Linked DNA regions of Homo sapiens: region 2 is linked to region 1. A link is a loop called in an ENCODE intact Hi-C map of the cell type or tissue named here. Cell type or tissue: MCF 10A. All regions are shown on one strand. Each heading gives the region's core, and the rest is flanking DNA. Links, peaks and the distances in the headings are about the cores only. Region 1 holds the start of LOC105377881 (a long non-coding RNA gene). Region 2 has its middle 16 kb from the start of CEP162.

Region 1 (10,924 bases), core at 1,708-9,707:
TCCAGATTACAGAGGCAGGGAAATAGACTCCACCTTTTAATAGGAGGAGCTGGAAAATCACATTGTTAAGAACATAGGTGAAGTATAGGGCAGAGTGAAGAATTGAGGCTATTTTTGCAATCACATTTAAAATATTTTAAAATCATGATCTAGAAATTAAAATGTCACATATTTGCACCTTACTGAATTTGGGAAACCTTGCCCATGAATCAGTTATTCCCTGAAAATCACCTGGTTCTACCTCAATACATCATAACCTCTAAGGCAACATTGTGGATTAGGAAAAAATTGTGTTATAAAAAGGGGGGCTAGGCCGGGCATGGTGACTCACACCTGTAATTCCAGCACTTTGGGAGGCCAAGGTGGGAGGATCACTTGAAGCCAGAAATTTGAGACCAGCCTGGGCAACACAGCAAGACCCTATCTCTAAAATAAAATTTAAAAACTCAGCTGGGCATGGTGGTGTGCACCTGTAGTCCAGCTTTTTAAACAATGTACTACTCAGGAGGCTGAGGCTGGACAATTGCTTGAGTCCAGGAGGTTGAGGCTCCAGTGAGCTATGATTGTGCCACTGCACTTCAGCCTGTGGGACAGAGTGAGAACCTGTTTCAAAATAAAAGTGGGCAAGGGAGTACCACTGAGGAATTTCTCAAATCCTTTAATATTAGTGTGCCTGTGAATGGTCTTGGCATTTCCCAATCATATTTGACCTTTTTTCATGGAGTCACACGTATTCCAAGGAAAGTGCTGCTTCAGGATGTGTTTCTGATCTTGGACATTCACCCATGGAGTGCAAGTATGGTATTCTATAATTAGAGACGGAATGATAAAATAAGATGGACAAAAGTAAGGGAGGGATGTTTTCATTCCCGTAACATGTTCAGCTTTCCCTGTGAGGGAGGTCCCAAGAAATGAATGTCTCTATATAGTGTCATTGAATCCTTATTATTGGAAGGGTCCTTAGAAGTCTCCTAATGAGAAATCCCAGACTTTACACTCCCACATGGCTTGCCCAGTGCCACACTGCCAGTAAGTATTACAATTAGATATCACAGCTTCAGCTCATTTATGAAGTGGGTGCTCAACAAAAGATGACTTTAAAAGATTCATTTCTTAGTATGAAAGCAGTACTTTTGTTTTTAGCAATTAAGGTAATCTAGTCATAAAGATGTTGCCAACTATCTTTGTAACACTGGACAAATGACCATTCTGGCTTCAGTTCCTTTATTAGCAAATTAAGGAACCTAAAATAATAAGGTTATTATTATAAAAGAAATGTATTTGTCACTTACTGTGCAATGGGTAAGTTAACCAGCACTTTCAGGCAACAAATCATCTAGCAAATATTGTACTCCTATGATGTGTTAGCAGGTTTTCCAGGAACTGGTCTGCAGAGAAGGCATCTGTTCCTAGGAAGCTGTCATTTTAAGGGGGAATACAGGAGTGTCTGATAATAAGGAAAGAACTATAATTAAGAAAATGTGAATAGTAAAAAATACAACTATAGCCTTTTTATTCATTATCATGGACGAGAAAGTTACGTGTCACATTGCTATATCTTATTGTGTTTTAAATTAGTGAAATAAATTAGGGAATAGGGCAGTGATCTGATAGGCTACTTTTATATTAAGAGATTGGATATGCCACAAGGAAGTGACATTTAAACTGACTTAAATGACAATAGGCCAGCATGCAAAATGCAGCGAATATTCCAGGAAAATGAAACAGCGGAGATAAAGCCCTTGAGAGTATTTGAGAAATGGAAAGAAAGTGAATACGAGTGAGACTGAGTAGATGATAGGTCAAATGGTGACCAGATGAAGCTGGAGTCAAGACCTGAGGCCAGATCATGTAAGACTGTCAAAGCCAGGGGAAGACATTTATCTGGGTTTTATTCTAACTTCTGAGTAAGGTTTTATGCAGGGGAGTGGTATGATCTAATTTACATTTTAAATGTATTAATCTCTCTATTGTGTAGCACATAGATTATAGGGAACAAGAATAGAAACAAGGAGATCAGTTCCTGGGCTATTGCAGTGGTTTAGGTGAGAAACGGTGGTGGCTTGCCACAGGGTGGTGGTGGCAGGGATGCAGAGAAGTGAACGTATTTGAGAGATGCATTGGAAGTAGAGTTGAGATGATGTGGTGATGGTGCATTAAATGTGGGGCGTGCAAGAAAGAGAGGAAGCAAGAATAATTCCTAGGTTTGGAGTTTGTAGCAATTGGGCAGATGTGGTTTTATTTATTCAAGGAAATGAGTGAATTAGAAATAGAGTTCTGTTTTAGCCATATTAGGGGTGTATGGCAGGTTGTATATTCCAAAGTGGCCAGAATGCTCCTCTGCAATGTGACCTTGCTGTTCACCCATCAAGAGGTGTAGTCGCATCCCTTTCCTATAAATCTGCATTGGCCTTAGAGACTTGCTTATATCCAGTAGAAGGCTGTGGCAGTGATGCTGCCTAACTTTCAAGGATAGGTCAGAGGAAGCTTTGCAGAGAAACACTTGCTCTCAGGATGGTCCCTCTTGGGCCTCTCTTAGAGCCCAGTTGCCACAAAAAGAAGCCCAAGCCGCATGAAGAAGCCCCATATAGGTGGTCTGGTTGACAGTTTTAGCTGAGCCCAGCTTTTTAGACATCCCAGCCCAGACGCCAAACATGAGAGTGAAACCTCCAGATAAGTCTAGTCCCCAGCCATTCAAGTCACCCTGGCTGTTTGAGTTTTTCCAGCCGAGGCCCCAGACATCACAGAACAGAAATAAACAAATCTTGCTCTGACCTGTCCAAATTTCTTACCCACTGAATCCTTGGACATAATGAAATCGTTATGGTTTTACACCACTAAGTTTTGAGTGTTTCATTACTCAGAGACACATAGAGCTGTGTAAGATGATTTCACTAGATATCTAAGCAGAGATATAAGTAGGTTGTAGGGTATTTAAGTCTTAATTTTTAGGGAGTAGAGATACAGATTTGAGAGTTTCAGTATCAGTCAAAGTGAGAGCAACCAGGGAGAAGTCAAGGGGTCCCAGTACCCAGCAGAGCACTCCAATATTTAGAGTTCAAGCAGAGTGGATAGAGTTGGCAAAGTGACTTGCAAGTATGGAAACCACACATCCCAGCTTGCCCAGGACAGCTCCTGTTACATCTATTGATCTATTGGTTTAGCATTACCTCTGTTGGGAACTTTTTTTTTTTTTTTTGAGACAGAGTCTCACACTGTCGCCTGGGCTGGAGTGCAGTGGCATCATCTTGGCTCACTGCAACCTCTGCCTCCCAGGTTCAAGCAATTCTCCCACCTCAGCCTCCCAAGTAACTGGGATTACAGGCATGCGCCACAATACCTGGCTAATTATTTGTACTTTTAGTAGAGATGGGGTTTCACTATGTTGGCCAGGCTGGTCTCAAACTCCTGACCTCATGATCTACCCACCTGGGCCTCCCAAAGTGCTGGGATTACAGGCGTGAGCCACCATGCCAGGCCAGTAACTTTTTAAACAATGTACTATCATCATTCATAGTTGCATGAAAATGAGCAGGAATAGGAAGACCCCCCATTTTGTACTTCTATCTTCTGTTGTGACATCTGTAGTGCATAAATATAGGTGTAAGTTCACACATAAACGGGTAGTTACATCTGAAAGTTGAGCAGTAATAGATAACCCAATCCTCCTTTCCCAGCTGATTCTAGAATATATGTAATATTCCCTTTCTAGACAGCATGGAGTGGGCTTCTAATAAACTGTGTAAAGACACAAGTGACCAGGACCAGCTAACTGGCTTCAGTGGTAGTGAGACATATTCGTTGCTGTTGCTCCTGTCAGTCACTTGTTCATGTCCTGTGAAATAGCCAAGGGCTTGAGGCTACCACCTGATAAGGTCAAAAAGAAACATGTGAGATAGGAAACAGAGGCCAAGCAGTCCTGCCTATAGAGATAGTCAGAGGGCTCTTATTATAGTGGATGACTGTTTTACAGTAGGAGCTATAGCTATTTACTTTTCTAATGTTAGGTTATACTTTTAAAATTTTACAATAAACCCTATAGCAGCAATGAGCTCAAAAGGTGAAAGTGCACGTTTACTTAAAAAGTAAGACTTGAACTTATGTTGAAAAAGTAAAGTGGTAAGAGTGTAACTTGCAAAATATATATTTTTTGCCAATATATACCATCCGTGATGGGGCCATAGTAATATTCATGACCCCATGAAAGGTAGATGACAAAATCTGCTGAGAAAGCACAAGTGTCTACTTCCAAAGCGAGTAGTTATTCTAAGAGGGCATATCTGCTAAAAACTACATAACGCATGAAGCTGCTGAAGATGGGTTTACATATGTAAGACACAGTGAATTTCTCTGAGTTTCTCTTCAGGGATTTAGCCTGCTAACTTCCTTGTCTTTTGTTCTCAAACTCAACTTTCCTGTTCCTCCTTGCCCCTAGTTACTGTCAAACAGCCTACCCCTTTCCTGTCAGCTCTAATCAATAACTCACATCTGTTCCCTTGGTTACCTGTAGTCATTGTTCCCCTGAAACTGCACATCTCACACGGTCCACCTCTGTACCTCACATCCCCGTCCCCTTCTATATTTAGAAAAATATGTACAAGTTGCCAATCGGGTCAGCTCAGATTGTGTGGTCCGACCCAGCTGATGGGGGAGTGACACAGAGGTAGGGACTATGTTAAGAATAAAAAAAGCCCCTGGTCGTCTTTGTTCAGTGTGCTCGTGAGATCTTGATTGATGCAGGTAGCACCCTTCTGCAGAAGTAAATTGCCTTGCTGAGTGCTGGTTTCACTTCACGGCATCAAGCATTTATTCCTAAAGCATTTTATATCCAACAATTCTGGGGGCTCGTCCGAGATCCCCATTCTCTTTCTGAAAGGGGTCTTCCATCACCCTACCCAGAGGAGATGGCGTCCCACTGCCCCGTTGCAGTGGCCTCAGGTACAAGAGATTGAGACCCCCCCGTTGAGACAAATGAACCCGGACTCTCAGCGATGCGGGGAGGAGAGGGTTGCAATACCACAGCAACCAGGTAAACTCTGTGCTCAGACAGAATGTAGGAAACGTCACAGGGGCAACAAAGCACTTCCTTGGTGGTTAGGGGTGGGGGTTGGGGCATTCCGGAGGCTGAGTGCATGAATGATAACAAGCACTACTGCTGTACGGAGTGAGTGAGTCTAATCTGCGGTTCCGAGGTCACTTCATAAGGCTTAGGGTGGCCCTTCAGGGGGTCCCTTCAGGGGTTTATTCTGACCTGCCATCAATGCTAAGAGGGACCTGCAATATTCCCGCGAGGAAAGCAGTCAGAGCAGACAAAGCAAAAGAAGGATGCAAGAAGACTCCAGCAGGTGGAGCTAAAGGATAGACGAATTGAGCCTTAGCAAAGCTTCCAGTGGAGGATAGGCAAGAGACCACCAAATATGAAGGGTTAAGCAACAAGGAACCCCCCAAATAGGCCAGAGATCCCTAACATGAGGGGTTGAGCCACAGCAAGCTCCCACTAGGCAAGAGATTCCTAATACGAGGAACTGAGCCTAGGCAGGGCCCTGGATGGGAAATATTACAAGCAAAAAAGATAAAGTTAGCAACAAAGATACCTCCTGATAGTCCCCTAGGTCTCGTGTTAAAACATTAGAAAGATAATTAAAATATTAAACATAAGAAGAGCAACAAATGATAAAATACTGCTGTTCCAATTGGACTCAAGGATCAATCCTTGAACCCTTAGTTTTCTGGCCAGAATTTGGGTTGAATGAGGAATGGATTTGTGAACTTCTAATAGAAAATGTTGCTAGTAGAAGACCTGCCTCCCAAGAGGAAATAGATTATGCCCTATGTTGGTGGCAAGGCCTTGTCCTTTCCCCTCCTCCAAGGATTGAAAGGAGCAAGTCAAAAACTAATCTTTGGAGGAAAATTAGTTGTACATGCGCCCCATTAAGGACAGAATCATCTTGAATGAAAAAGACAGTGAAGGAAGGGTCTTAGGGGATCCTAGCAAAAAGAACAGCACACAGGATCCCCTAGACCATCCCCCACCTAATACACCCCCCCCTTCCCCTCAGGTATCACTCCATAAGTCTGTTCTTCCCCAGCCTAAGTCCCCCTCCTCAAAAGGACTCCAAGCTCCTAAGTTGCCAGGTGGCTTTTGTCATCAAGGATCCGCCGCAACATGTTGTCAGAGTTGTACGGCCCATAGTGCACCTCCACGGCAGCCAAAGTCCATGCTCCTGCCCCACCAGCTGGTCCAGGGTCCCAGCACCATATTGACGGTGGCTCTACAGGACACACAGCCTGGGCCACAGCCTGTGCCCCGAGCAGACTACATTATAGGTCATCTGCCTTACTTTTGCCAGCGCCAAGTAATACGGGGCTTCAGCTGAGGCTCCAAGCAGCTAGGCATCTCTGCAGCTAAGTTTCCTGAGCAAGAAGTAGAACTATCTTTCAGCTGGTATATCTACTAGCATTTATTGTGGTCAGTCCAGTGTTAAAGGTGGAAGTATCCACCAGAAAAGAACTTTGATTCTTTAAAGTCACTTATATTAAAATGTGCCACCAGAAAAAAATTACAAATGTATAAGTATGAAGCTATTCTGTTAAAAAGGATGGTTTAACATTAACTACTAAGAACTTAACCTATCACATTTCTTAACAAGAGATCCAAATCTAAAAAGAAAGCACACATGTTTAGATTTAAGTGAGTACCATACAAACATCTGGCCAAACTTAAGAAAAACCCCCTTCAAAAGTGATTAAGGGAAAAAGAACACAATAAGTGTTCAGTAATTAATAAAAAAAAGTTCCTAGAGAAATAAAATCAAAGTGTTTAATAATTAGTCTATTCAAATTTATAAGCTGTCTGCACTTAGTCAAACTTTAAAGTACCTGCAGGACCCAGAAAGAACCATCTATACTAATTCTAAATACGCCTCTGTGGTAATTCATATATTTAGAAAATTTCAGACTGAATTAATAGTAAAAGTCAAAGCCTTGTTTATGAGGAGTTAATCACGTAAGTCTTAAATAACCTTCAGTTACCAGAAAAGAAAATAGCTATTGTCTGTGTCTCCAGGTACCAAAAAGCCTGTCTTTCAAGAGTCAAGAAAATAACCTAGCAAATCAGAAAAGCCGGACTGGCTGCCATTTCTCCTGTAGGCGCTAAAGAGAACTCAGAGAAATGTTATTCAAACCTCTTATGAAGGAAGTCCTATCCCACCTACATTAGAGGACCCATTAAAGACCCCAAGCCATGTATAGCACACTCAAAGTTTATGAGTGTATAGGAATTTATACCCTCAGCCAAATAAGTCTAGAGACTTGGTTGCCAGAGATCAAATGTCTTCTATCTTCCTATTCCAAACTACCTCTCAAAACAATCCACTGCCAACATTCCTACATACTTGGTTTATCTTCCACTTTCTCTTCCCTCAGAACTCAAAATTTTCCAGTACAGGCGCTGCCCCTAGAGTTCCCAGTACATCAACACCAGCCTGAGGAGCCGGCCTAGTACTTCCCACCACTGAAACCGCAGTCCAGGCAGCAAGAAAAGATGGAGCCATCACACCCGAGTCAAGAAAGCAACACCATTCCTCAAGTTGTGGACCATTATCCAAGGGAAAATCCCCCTCAAACTAAGGTTAAGAAAAGTCTAACCTCTTTTATCTATTCTATTACCCTTTCTTCTTTCCTCATTCTATTGCTGACCTTGTTATCAATGTAACTAATTTAGACTCACCCCAAATCATTAACTTTGATGCTTGCCTTGTTATACCTTGTGAGAAGGATGAATACTGGCAAAGGTATGTCACTACCTTAGAAAAATACCTCTGCCCCTTCAGAGAAGCTGCTGACCCCACACCTTGCTCATGGTGGGGGTACCAGGGCACCCCAAGTTGAGAGATATGTTCTCAATGGGCAGATGTCATCCTAACTACCAGAGAACACGTTGGGACCTCCCCAGAAGGCTGTACTGACCTAAAATCTTACCTCTGCCTCACCAAAAGAACCAACTCCTCTAATTGTCAACTTGACTATTGTAACCCGGTAACTATCTCTATTAACACCCTTAACCTCCACCAACCCTGCACCCCCTTTAGAATGCTTTTACGGCTCAGGAGCAGAGGCCAATGGATATGACCCTACAGTCTTCTTTAAAATACGCTTTATTGATCCCCCTTCTCCTTCTCCATCAGAACCTTCTACCCTACCTAACAACAATGCCAACATAAATATTGTAGAAGTAAAAGATTGAAGACAAACCCTAGCAATTGAAACAGGATATCAAGATGTTAATGCCCGGTTGGAATGGATTCAATATTCAGTCCGCACGTTAAACAAAAGAAATTGTTATGCTTGTGCACATGGCAGACCAGAGGCCCAGATTGTCCCCTTTCCACTAGGATGGTCCTTCAATAAACAGGCATGGGCTGTATGGTAGCTCTTTTCCAGGATTCCACAGCCTGAGGCAACAAATCATGCCAAGCTGTCTCTCTGCTGTATCCCAAAGTCCAACACCCTGCGGGTCAGCCTCTGAGCACCACTCAGCTTCTATCTCCCAACGTCAATTTCACCTCATGTCTCTCAGGACAGGGGGAGAATTTGGTGTTCCTTGGAAGCTTAACGGGATGCAGTGAGCTTAAGCCCTTCCAAGAGCTTACCCATCAGTCTGCCCTTAGTCATCCTCGAACGGATGGATGGAGGTATTACAGTGGACCCTTATTAGACACTCTGCCAAGTAACCGGAGTGGCACTTGTGCTCTTGTCCAGTTGGCTGTCCCTTTCACCCTGGCAGTTCATCAACCAGAAAAAGAAAAACCACAACACTGAAAAATAAGAGAAGCCCTTTATGGGTCTTTTGACTCTCAAATGTACATAGATGCCATTGGAGTCTCACAAGGAGTGCCTGACATGTTCAAAGCCCGTGACCAAATAGCTGCAGGATTTGAATCCGTATTTCCATGGGTAACTATTACTAAAAATGTAGCTTGGATAAATTACATCTATTATAATCAGCAGTGGTTTATTAATTATGCTAGGGATGCTATCAAAGTAGTAGCTGACCAATTAGGGCCTCCTAGCCAAATGGCTTGGGAAAACAGAATAGTTCTGGACATGTCGTTAGCCGAAAAAGGTGGAGTTTGTGTGGTGATTAAAACCCAATGTTGTACCTTCATCCCAAACAACACTGTGTGCGAAGGGAGCATAACAAAGGCTTTACAAGGACTTATCGCTTTATCCAATTAATTAGCTAAAAATTCTGGAATCAATGACCCTATTCCAGGATGGCTAGGAAAGTGGTTTGGTAAATGAAAAGGAATCATAGCCTCAATTCTTATTTCTCTTGCAATCGTAATAGGTGTACTCATTCTTGTTAGGTGTTGTGTCATACCATGCATCCGTGTGCTAATACAAAGGATTGTACAAACAGCACTTACTAGAGCCTCCCTTAGTTCTGCTACACCTTATTCAAGTAAGCATTTCTTTTGAGAAGATCAAATCGAACAGCAAAGCCAAGACATGTTAAAAAAAAGTTTGAAGAGAAAGAATCATAAGAAAATTTAAAAGGGAGGAATTGTAAGATACAATGAATTTCTCTGAGTTTTTCTTCAAAGATTTAGCCTGCTAACTTCCTTGTCTTTTGTTCTCAAACTCAGCTTTCCTGTTCCTTCCTGCCCCTAGTTACTAAAAAACAGCCTACCCCTTTCCCTTCAGCACTAATCAATAACTCACATCTGTTCCCTTGGTTACCTGTACCCATTGTTCCCCTGAAACTGCACATCTCACACGCTCCACCTTTGTACTTCACGTCCCCCTCCCCTTCTATATTTAGAAAAATATGTATAAGTAGCCAATCGTGTCAGCTCAGATTGTTCAGTCTGACCCCAGCCCATGGGGGAGTGGCACAGAAGTAGGGACTGCGTTAAGGATAAAAACCCCCTGGTCTTCTTTGTTTGGTGTGCTCTTGCAATCTTGATTGACACAGGTAGCACCCTTCTGCAGAAGTAAGTTGCCTTGCTGAAAGAATTAATCTTTTGCCTGAGTGCTGGTTTCACTTCATGGCACCGAGCATTTATTCCTAAAGCATTTTATATCCAGCACATACCACTCGGTGAAGTATGACTTTCCTTGTAGATTAAATGGCTACTATTCTAATTAACTTCACTCATTCTTTAAACAGCTTTATTGAGGTAAAATTGGCACACAGTAAGCTAAATGGATTTATAGTGCACAATTCAATAAGTTTTGATATACATATATATCCCTAAAACCATCCCTACAGTCAAGATAATGAACACATCCATCACCCTAATAGTCTGTTCATGTCACTTTCTGGAGCACAGGCTTTTCATTTTGGGCTCACTCTAGTGATTTGTGGGAATAGCTGAGGGCAAAATTCATGCTTAATCACTGTATTCTCCACCACCACACAGTCATAATAAGACAAAATTCTAGCTTTACCTAAGAATGTTCTTGTGAAGCAATTAGTGTGTTAATTTACTAAATCTCATCCGTTGATCATACATCTTTTTAATATTCTGTGTGATAAGAAGTATACACATAAAGTATTTCTGCTGTATCTTCAAGTATGATGGTTGCCTTGAGGAGAAGCACTTGGTGATTGAGTTGTAAGCTGAACTCACAACCTTTTTTCTGGGACACTATTTTCTTTTTACTTGAAATATTGAGTGACAGAAAAATATGGTTATTTGGACTTGTGTGCTTGGCAGACATTTTCTTGAAAATAAATGAAATGGCCTTCTTGTTTGAAGGACATCTTAACCATATTTGCTGCTAAAGATAAAGTTTTAGCTTTCAATGAAAGTTAAGATTTTGGAAAACTCATATCCGACATTGTGATCTAGAAATCTCCTAATACTTAAAAACTTTTCTGAAGAAATCAGTGATGATATTAGCAAATGTGATTTTGAAA
Region 2 (10,924 bases), core at 1,943-9,942, 720 kb after region 1:
AAGGAAAGAAAGAAAGAAAGAAAGAAAGAAAGAAAGAAAAGAAAGAAAGAAAGAAAGAAAGAGAAAGAAAGAAAGAAAGAAAGAAAGAAAGAAAGAAAGAAAGAAAGAAAGAAAGAAAGAAAAAGAAAGAAACAAAGAAAGGAAGAAAAATAAATCATTAACATCTCTCTTCCTTGCAGGAAGAAGAAGAGAGGAGCATAAACCTACATCTTTACCTATATATTGCAAATAGCTTTCAGAGTAGGCAAAAAGTCTAAATGTGTTTTTTGCATAAGAGGAAGGAAATGAAACTGCTAAAGAAAGTCATTTTTAAGGTTATATTAACTTATGAGAAAAATGTGGTAAAAATAGCAAGGCTTCCTCCAGCTTCCCAAAGACAGAAGGACAGGTCCCTAACCCAAAGGTCATCACCAATGCTCATTCTCTCTCTGAGGAACCCTATTCTGCAGCAGTAGGCAATTAGTCAAGATATTTTATTCATTCCAAGCCCTTCAGAATGGAGAGCCAAAATGAAAGAATGTTCCCATTAAGGCAATATTTATCCAAATTAAAAGAATTAACTTATTCATCAATTTACTAGACCCTGGGAGGCAAGAAAACATACAGGTGAACTCTGAGTAACTGTTGAGCTGGTGGAGGAGATGCCACAGCTTCCCACATCTCTCACTGTACTACCTTAGACATTTGTCATCATTGCTATCATTGAAATTAGATAGAGCAATAGAAGATCACCTTATATCTATTGGAATTGGACTCCTGCCTGGAAATAATGTGCTTGCTCCTGCTCGGACCAAAGAACAATTTCTCTAACCTAATACATTCAGGTAGGTTAGAAGGTGGCAGTGGGGATTGAGAGGGAGAGAAGCATCACCCCATACACATGACATTCATTCAAGATGTGTTAAACATTCAAGATGTCTTAAGTTTTGACTTAAATCATTAGATAATAAATTGGACCAATAGGCAATAGAGCCAATAGTTTTGACAACCACACATTGGTATAATACAAAAATTAATAACACTACACCCAACCTGAAAGACTTTATGATTGGGTAAGAAAAAGAGAAAGAGCATACATTAAATAAATAAATATATAAAATTTTAAAAGAAAAACTAAGAAAAACTGTTGTTTCCAACTTAAAATATTAGGTCACTGAAGACTTGGGTGTGAGCATAAAATAAACCTGAATTGGATGGTTCTTTTGCTCCTTCTGAAGTTTTTGTAAAGTTGAATAGGTTTCTTTAATAAGGCAGTAGTGTTACAGAACTAATGCTACTCTCAATATTCTTATTATTACATGTGGAATAATGCAGGTGGTGGATTATTCAGGATTTTCTTTCCTTTGGCTTTCACCCTTAGAAGCAGTCCCTTGCTCATTAAAACCTCCTGCAGAGGGCAAACAAGGGAGGGGATGGGGCTGAAATTCATTTTGGAACTTGTTGGAAGCATTGGTGAAAGGTTTGGTAGAATTGTAGAAACAGTCTCTTTATATTTTCTTTTTCTTTCAAAGAAACTTTGTTTTTCATCAGTGAGATTTATATGGTGACTAGAAAATGTATGTGTGTTTTGACTTTCTGGATAAAGGAGTTCTTCAAAGAAAGACTTTATGAAAAAATTAAAATTTTCTCCCATTTCATATCAAATATTAATTTATATTTTTCCTGTTAAGATTGATACATAACTAAAAACAAAAAATTGAGTGAAATCATTTTCAACACACAGAACACTTTTTTTTGCACAAGTAGCAAGTTTTGCATAGGTAGTGAATCTATTTTCATGTCTAAATGCTATGTTTTATGTTAAAATTGATGAACCCCAAATACACTAATGAATCAAGCAAGACTGAACAACAAAAGTACAAAACTATTTTTAATACCTAAACAATTAATTTAGAATAGTTACTAGAATCCATAAAGGAGCATTAATTAAAATAACAAAGTCTCTGGTGAAAATTTCTCAAACTCCAGATCCTGATAGGTGCTCATCCAACTTCTTGCCAACCCCGCCTCTTTACCATGGTCCCTGCAGGTAAAGGGAATGCTATCAGATAGCAGCAGGCTGCACCTAGTAGCCTCATGGAGGCTTCTTAAACGTGAGAGCCACAGGAAGATTAGAGAGTAAACCAAGAAAGATAGAACTGACTCAAAAAAGAAGACAGAACTGAGGGGAGGGACAATTGCATGGACTTTTGTGAAGACTAGGGTTTGGCTGTTTAAACAAATAGTCCATAAAAATAGATTCCTCTACTTAGTCATGGAGTTATGTTTTTATTATTTTTAAGACTTTCTGATAGTTTTGATAACCCTTTCCCGGGGCACTACGAGACAAATGAAAAACATCTTTCTATACTCTATGCTGGAAGAAAAGTACACATAATAATGGCCATAATAATAATAGGTATCAAATCATTGTTTGCTACGTATGCCATAGGATGTGCTTCACAAAGAACAATATAAGAACAGCTAACGTGTATTAAGCATTATTATGTACAAGGCACCATTCAATATTTAGCTCTCACAATGCTATGGTATAATGTAAAAGCTATTGTTGTACCTATTGAATGAATGAGGAATTTGGGATGGATGGTGCCACATTTCAGTATAAACTCGTTGTATAAATCAAATATAATTTCTCTAAACCAGGCCTCAGCCCTGCAGGGGTTCCTTTTGCCCACTGGTGGCTCCTTTGGCTGGCCAGACCCAGTGTCGTCAAGAGGCAGCAGAGGCAGACCACAAATGCTGGTAACGTTGCACTCCAACTTTAGTGGAGAGGATTTTGATTGTTTAATGTCAACTCATGGGTCACAGTATTTTTTATCCCTGTTTCTTTTAATTATGGCAAAATACATATAGAATAACATAAAATTTACCATCTTAATCATTTAAGTATACAGTTACTAATGTTAAGTACATTCACATTGCTGTGCAACAAATCTCCAGAAATCTTGCAAAACTGAAACTCTACACTCATTAAATAATAACTCCCCATTCTCTCCTATCCCCAGCCCCTGGCAAACACTATTTTACTTTCTGTCTCTATAAATTTGACTACTCTTGGTACCTCATATAAGTGCAATCAGTTAATATTAGTCTTTTTCTGACTCACTCATTTCATGTGCTACAGTATTTTTCAAAACATAGACTATGTTAATGCAAAACATCAACTTTTGCTAATGCAAAACATCATTTTATAAGGAGGTTTTAAATATATACAGAAAGGAGCAATGGCAACTGATGACTTTGTGTTTCTAAAACCCAAATGTAAATTATTTTAACTTACTGGTTTTTTGCAGGTCTAATAATTTATCTAGAGCAAAAGAAGTTTTAAATCAATACATGCTACCTATGACTTAGCCAAAATACATATTAATAGTAGATATTTTAAATGTAGTTTATTATTATTGATAAGATAACAGATACATTTTGCATCATCAGGCTCTCAGATGTAAATTTATGAAGTCCACGCTATGTCACTAACAAATATATTGCAAGGCACTTCTACGTTTTCATTTAACTTAGTTTCTTTCCTTTTTTAAAAAATAGAATACTTGCCCTCTCCCTCTCCCTGTCCCTGTCCCTGTCCCTCTTTCCACGGTCTCCCTCTGAACTGTCCTGCTGCCATCTCGGCTCACTGCAACCTCCCTGCCTGATTCTCCTGCCTCAGCCTGCCGAGTGCCTGCGATTGCAGGCGCGCGCCGCCACGCCTGACGGGTTTTCGTATTTTTTTGGTGGAGACGGGGTTTCGCTGTGTTGGCCGGGCTGGTCTCCAGCTCCTAACCGCGAGTGATCCGCCAGCCTCGGCCTCCCGAGGTGCCGGGATTGCAGACGGAGTCTCGTTAACTCAGTGCTCAATGGTGCCCAGGCTGGAGTGCAGTGGCGTGATCTCGGCTACAACCTCCACCTCCCAGCCGCCTGCCTTGGCCCCCCAAAGTGCCGAGATTGCAGCCTCTGCCCGGCCGCTACCCCGTCTGGGAAGTGAGGTGCGTCTCTGTCTGGCCGCCCATCGTCTGGGATGTGAGGAGCCCCTCTGCCTGGCTGCCCAGTCTGGAAAGTGAGGAGCGTCTCTGCCCGGCCGCCATCCCACCTAGGAAGTGAGGAGCGTCTCTGCCCAGCCGCCCATCGTCTGAGATGTGGGGAGCGCCTCTGCCCCGCCGCCCCGTCTGGGAGGTGAGGAGCGTCTCTGCCCGGCTGCCCCGTCTGAGAAGTGAGGAGACCCTCCGCCTGGCAACCGCCCCATCTGAGAAGTGAGGAGCCCCTCCGCCCAGCTGCCACCCCGTCTGGGAACTGAGGAGCGTCTCCGCCCGGCAGCCACCCCGTCCGGAAGGGAGGTGGGGGGTCAGCCCCCCACCCGGCCAGCCACCCCGTCAGGGAGGTGAGGGGCGCCTCTGCCCGGCCGCCCCTACTGGGAAGTGAGGAGCCCCTCTGCCCCGCCAGCTGCCCCGTCCGGGAGGGAGGGGGGGGAGTCAGCCCCCGGCCGGCCAGCCGCCCCGTCTGGGAGGGAGGTGGGGGGGTCAGCCCCCCGCCAGGCGAGACGCCCCATCCGGGAGGGAGGTGGGGGGTCAGCCCCCTGCCCGGCCAGCCGCCCCGTCCGGGAGGTGAGTGGCGCCTCTGCCCGGCCACCCTTACTGGGAAGTGAGGAGCCCCTCTGCCCGGCCAGCCGCCCCATCCGGGAGGGAGGTGGGGGAGTCAGCCCCCCGCCCGGCCAGCCGCCCCGTCCGGGAGGGAGGTGGGGGGGTCAGCCCCCCGCCCGGCCAGCCACCCCGTCCAGGAGGGAGGTGGGAGGGTCAGCCCCCCGCCGGCCAGCCGCCCCGTCCGGGAGGTGAGGGGCGCCTCTGCCCGGCCGCCCCTACTGGGAACTGAGGAGCCCCTCTGCCCGGCCACCACCCCGTCTGGGAGGTGTACCCAACAGCTCATTGAGAAGGGGCCATGATGACATTGGCGGTTTTGTGGAATAGAAAAGGGGGAAAGGTGGGGAAAAGATTGAGAAATCGGATGGTTGCTGTGTCTGTGTAGAAAGAAGTAGACATGGGAGACTTTTCATTTTGTTCTGTACTAAGAAAAATTCTTCTGCCTTGGGATCCTGTTGATCTATGACCTTACCCCCAACCCTGTGCTCTCTGAAACATGTGCTGTGTCCACTCAGGGTTAAATGGATTAAGGGCGGTGCAAGATGTGCTTTGTTAAACAGATGCTTGAAGGCAGCATGCTCGTTAAGAGTCATCACCATTCCCTAATCTCAAGTACCCAGGGACACACACACTCTGCCTAGGAAAACCAGAGACCTTTGTTCACTTGTTTATCTGCTGACCTTCCCTCCACTATTGTCCTATGACCCTGCCAAATCCCCCTCTGCGAGAAACACCCAGAATGATCAATAAAAAAAAAATAAATTAAAAAAAAAATAGAATACTTTTATCAATTATAGACCCCACAAACCCAACTGAAATTAAATGTTATATTTATATTTGAAAGACAAGTAGTCAACAATACTTTGCACTTTAAAATTGCTCTTAAAATATAAATTGAGAGCACTAAAGTCAATAATTAGCCGGATGTCCTTGGAATCCACCAGATAATTTTATTCTTAAAAATTATTTTTCTTAATTTATAAATGGCATTAAGTAGATTGTGACTTCTTTTTTAAAAAGGCCTTGTAAGAATAAGTTTCAGTTTAAATTTCAAACTTAAATTTATTTTCAACAAAGCTCACATTTTCTGCTCTAAACTGTCCTTTCATGACCTCTGATGGTGAAAATGTAAACTGACATTACAAATACTATCAGAAATAATGCCACAAATTCCATTTACCTTATTATTGAAGAACTTTCTCCTTTTCATATTTATTTACCTTGAGAACATAATAGCATCAATTATTCAACAATATGGAAGTAATGTTGGACAATTTCATACTACTCCAAAGTGTTTTTTTAAAAGCCCTCTTATTCACAGCTTGTAAGTCTCTGATAATGTGTGCAATTTACATAGTAGAATGAACATTTTAGTGATATAGCAGCTTACTATGACTACCTGCTCTCAAATGTAAATTGAATAAATAATAGAGTTTAGATAAGTTGAAACAAATATTTTAATTTACAAAATCATTACTCTTCCTAAGTCTCGGTAGTTATGAGTAAGAAAGCAGACTTGCATATTAAAACCTCAATTCTTTATATTATTTTATTGTTTCAACTTAGTTAATAAGATTGTTCTCTAGGCCTGAGTTTCTTCCAAAAAGGCTTGCTCACAAGGAATTTATCTGGGAACATGGACCCGGAGAGCAGCTCTATGATTGGGGGAATAAAAACAGGGAAAATGAGAAAGCTGAAACAAGAATTCATTGTCAAATGACTGCAGCTATGGCTAACCTGTGCTGGATTCAAAGATCTTTTGAGAAGCCCTAATTAAATGCATGAAGAAAAGAGTATCATTTCTCCATGGGCTTCCACTCTCCATGAGTGAAGGTGGCTCCTGGGACTTTGACTACCACATAACCACTTGCAACTTGTGTATGTGTGGCATTTCAATGAACATTTCACACTTCAATGTCAGAAAAGTTCCAAGGAAGGGAGAAGCTCAGACCTTGGCTAAAAGTGAGGCAGTCTTCAGCTGCACCTGCAGGAAGCTGGTCAAAGTCTACAAGAATTGGTTGTTGAAACAAGGACTGCAGTAAGATATGGCACCAAGAAGATTTGAAGTGATGCTCACAGTGTTATCTGATGCAGTAGATCCTTTGCACTACTCAAATCTATCTTTTCACTTCCTTAAGTTCAATCTATCTCAGAGTCCCCTTTAAGGAGCTGGCCAGCCACAATCTCTGCAGGAGGGTTTCTGGAACTAGCTACAACCCCTGCTACAGCTGGTCCCCAGACTTTATTGAAAGGCATCATCTCTGTCTTCCATTACCAATGCTAGATTTCTCTTGCCCTTGGCCATCATCTCATCTGATTTAAGGTTTCTTGCCTGGCAGAGTAACCCAGACCTTTTTCTCAAGGCTTGCTTTTCCTTTATCACATCATAGATGCCATAACCACCCACTCACCATTATTACCTGGCATGAAAACACCAGCAGATGCATCAGTCAAGTCACTGGATAGTCCTCTCTGCCTCCAGTTACAATGGCTCTTTACATATGTAAGGATAGACTAGACTTTCAACTATATTAATTTTCTTTCGCCTGCTGATCCAGGAATGAGGAGTCCAATCACTGGAATGAAGAGCCCAAAGAGATAGTCAGCAAGAGATAGTCCATTTCTGTGGCACTCTTACCTGGCAGAAGTGCTCTGCCTCCTGGGAACCAGGACCTCTAATCCAGCAAAGCCTAAGATTTCAAACCTTACAAATAAGTCACCTGGGAGTAATGGTGAAAGAGACAAATTGTACTTCCAACCCTTGGTTCTTGAATCCATGTATTCTAGCTTAAAGGACACAGCACCATATATCAGCCACTGATATAATACATACATGTATCTCATCCTGTCCCAACCTGGAACTTCAGATGAGTCTTCCACAGGCTATTTTACCATAGATCATCAGCTTCCAGGTGATGAGGTATTTAGTAATCCCAGTGGATTCTATCATCATGCACCCATTGCTGAACCACCTTTGCCATAAAATGAGCTACTTGGGCAGAAACAATGTTGTGAGACATGCCATGTCAATAGGTAACACTTTCTGCAAGCCCTTAGTTGGTGGTGATGGTGGAGGCTTTACTGGCAGGGAGTGCAAATCCATTACTATAGTAGGTTTTAATTCCAGCAAGGATGAATTTTTGCCATCTCCATGGTGGAAAGGATCTAATAAAATTAATCTGATATGAAATGACTGGCTGGACTCTGACAATTTCATATTGAGGTTTCACCACCAGCCTCTACTACTGACAAGTTGGGCATTCAGCAGGGGGCAGTAGTTAGATCATCATTAGGGAGCTGTGCCCATTAATAGCCTCTTTTCCAGCTGTGGTGGCAAATTTGTTCACAAACCAAGTATCCAAGCAGTGAGATATGTAAAAGCGAAACAGAGTACAGCTCACACCCACAGAGAAACCTAACCTGTGTTATTTGTTGTCAAGTACCTCTTATTTAGAGTGCTCATTAGTGAGCATTAACATGAGGCATAGCAATGCTGTACTAGTCCATTTTCACGCTGCTGATAAAGACATACCCAAGACTGGGAAATTTTCAAAAGAAAAAGGTTTAATGGACTTACAGTTCCATGTGGCTGGGGAGGCCTCACAATCATGATGGAAAGTGAAAGGCGCATCTCACATGGTGGCAGGCAATAGAAGAGAGCTTGTGTAAGGAAACTCCTCTTTTTATAACCATCAGATCTCACAAAACTCATCCACCATCACGAAACTAGCACGGGAAAGACCTGCCCCATGATTCAACACCTCCCACCAGGTGCCCCCCACAACATGGCAGTTCAAAATGAGATTTGGGTGGGGACACAGCCAAACTATATCAAATGTGCATGCTATGTACCTACTTCCATAAATCCATCCATATGCCTCTTTCCCCAGATACACTTGTCTTTGATCTTTTGATCTTGTTTTTATCAAGGCCCCTGAACAAGAAGCAAAGCCATTTGTCACTACCCAGTAGTCTATGTATATGCTATAGATAATACCTCAGGCCATGTCTATCTCCATGTAAGTAACTGAAAATGTGCTCTGCTTAGAGCTCTTTGCACTGGTAGAATTTCTCTGTATTACATTTCTTTAGGGATACCTGTGAGTGTAGCAGTAGACTGACAACAGTCTATTTGTGGTTGGCATCAATAAATCACCCTTATTCATGTATGAACCAGGCCAGGGTATTTTCTCCTTCATTCGTTGGTCATAGGATATACCCATGAGGTAACAGGAAGAGGAATTCCTGTGTGAATCAGGAAGCAGCATAGTGTGAAAGGGGTAGTTATGGGAGTCTTGTTCATCCATTCAGGTAAAGTACATTACTTCTATGTTCTGTACCTGCTCAGGCCTTGTACCATTTCCACAACAGAGTGGATTTTCTGCTGTGCCTATTTGATGTTAGACTTGATAAAGTTGATAATTCTCAGTTCGATATGGCTCTAGTCACATAATCACTTTGCCATTTGATTTTTTCTTTTTTTTTCTTTTGGCTTTATATTTCTTTATTTCAGGAAAGTTTTCTTCTATTATACCCTTAAATGCTTTAAATATATATTTCTAAATTGTGATAAAAATACATAAAATTGCCATCTTATCCAGTTTTAAGTATACAGTTTAGTGCCACTAAGTACTTTTCATATTACATCTTTTACCACCATCCATTTCCAGAACCTTTTCATCTTCCCAGACTGAAACTTCATACCCATTTACCAATAATTCTGCATTCCTCCCTCCCCCAAGTCCCTGGCCACCACCATTCTACTTTTTGTCTCTATTAATTTGATGACTCTACGTACCCTATATAAGTGGAATCATATAATATTTATCTTTTTATGACTGATTTATTTAATGTAGCATAATATTTTCAAGGTTCATTCATGTTGTATGAATTTCCTTCCTTTTTTTCCACATTTTTAAAATTATACTGTAAGTTCTGGGATACATGTGCAGAATGTGCACATTTGTTACATAGGTATACACGTGCCATGGTGGTTTGCTGCACCCATGAACCTGTCATTTACATTAGGTATTTCTCCTAATGCTATCCCTCCCCTAGCGCCTAACCCCCAAAAGGAGCCAGTGTGGGATGTTCCCTTCCCTGTGCCCATGTGTTCTCATTATTCAACTCCCACTTATGAGTGAGAACATGTGGTGTTTGGTTTTCTGTTCCTGTGCTAGTTTGCTGAGAATGATGGTTTCCAGCTTCATCCATGTCCCTGCAAAGGACATGAACTCTTCCTTTTTTATGGCTGCCTAGTATTCCATGGTGTATATGTGCCACATTTTCTTTATCCAGTCTATCACTGATGGGCATTTGGGTTGGTTCCAAGTCTTTGCTATTGTGAATAGTGCCTCAATAAACATATGTGTGCATGTGTCTTTATAGTAGAATGATTTATAATCCTTTGGGTATATACCCAGTAATGGGAATGCCAGGTCAATGATATTTCTGGTTCTAGATCCTTTAGGAATCACCACACTGTCTTCCACAATGGTTGAACTAATTTACACTCCCACCAACAGTGTAAAAGCATTCCTATTTCTGAACATCCTCTCCAGCATCTGTTGTTTCCTGACTTTTTACTGATCACCATTCTAACTGGTGTGAGATGGTATCTCATTGTGGTTTTGATTTATATTTCTCTAATGACCAGTGATGATGAGCTTTTTTCATATATTTGTTGGCCGCATAAATGTCTTCTTTTGAGAAGTGTCTGTTCATATCTTTTGTCCGCTTTTTGATGGGGTTGTTTTTTCTTGTAAATTTAAGTTCTTTGTAGATTCTGGATATTAGCCCTTTGTCAGATGAGTAGGTTGTGAAAATTTTCTCCCATTCTGTAGGTTGCCTGTTCACTCTGATGATAGTTTCTTTTGCTGTGCAGAAGTTCTTTAATTAGATCCCATTTGTCAATTTTGGCTTTTGTTGCCATTGCTTTTGGTGTTTTAGTCATGAAGTCTTTGCCCATGCCTATGTCCTAAATGGTATTGCCTAGGTTTTCTTCTAGGGTTTTCATGGTTTTAGGTGTTACCTTTGAGTCTTTAAGCCATCTTGAGTTAATTTTTGTATAAGGTGTAAGGAAGGATCCAGTTTCAGTTTTCTGCATATGGCTAGCCAGTTTTCCCAGCACCATTTATTAAATAAGGAATCCTTTCCCCATCGCTTGATTTTGTCAGGTTTGTCAAAGATCAGATGGTTGTAGATGTGTAGCATTATTTCTGAGGCCTCTGTTCTGTTCCATTGGTCTATATATCTGTTTTGCTACCAGTACCGTGCTGTTTTGGTTACTGTAGCCT

The links. A loop is a pair of places that touch in the nucleus more often than their neighbours do. Peaks named below come from ENCODE experiments on the same cell type or tissue, not always from the same donor. Only the 100,000 strongest peaks of a DNase experiment are listed, where the experiment ranks them.
Region 2: it touches region 1 in a loop (24-fold over the local background); 4 of 110 quality-filtered maps call a loop at or near these places.

What each region holds. Positions count from the first base shown.
Region 1 is chr6:84,962,005-84,972,928 of GRCh38, reverse strand. It overlaps LOC105377881 (a long non-coding RNA gene), which reads left to right and starts at 5,125. Exons shown (of 3, transcript XR_942746.2): 1 at 5,125-5,164; 2 at 7,426-7,630. In MCF 10A, for the core only: a CTCF peak has its summit at 5,362 (motif pointing right); a DNase peak (open chromatin) is centred at 5,338.
Region 2 is chr6:84,238,253-84,249,176 of GRCh38, reverse strand. No RefSeq gene overlaps it. Among named protein-coding and RNA genes, the nearest start is that of CEP162, 16 kb to the right of the region's middle. RefSeq lists enhancers at 3,486-4,478, 4,479-5,473. In MCF 10A, for the core only: a CTCF peak has its summit at 5,720; no DNase peak of the experiment used is centred there.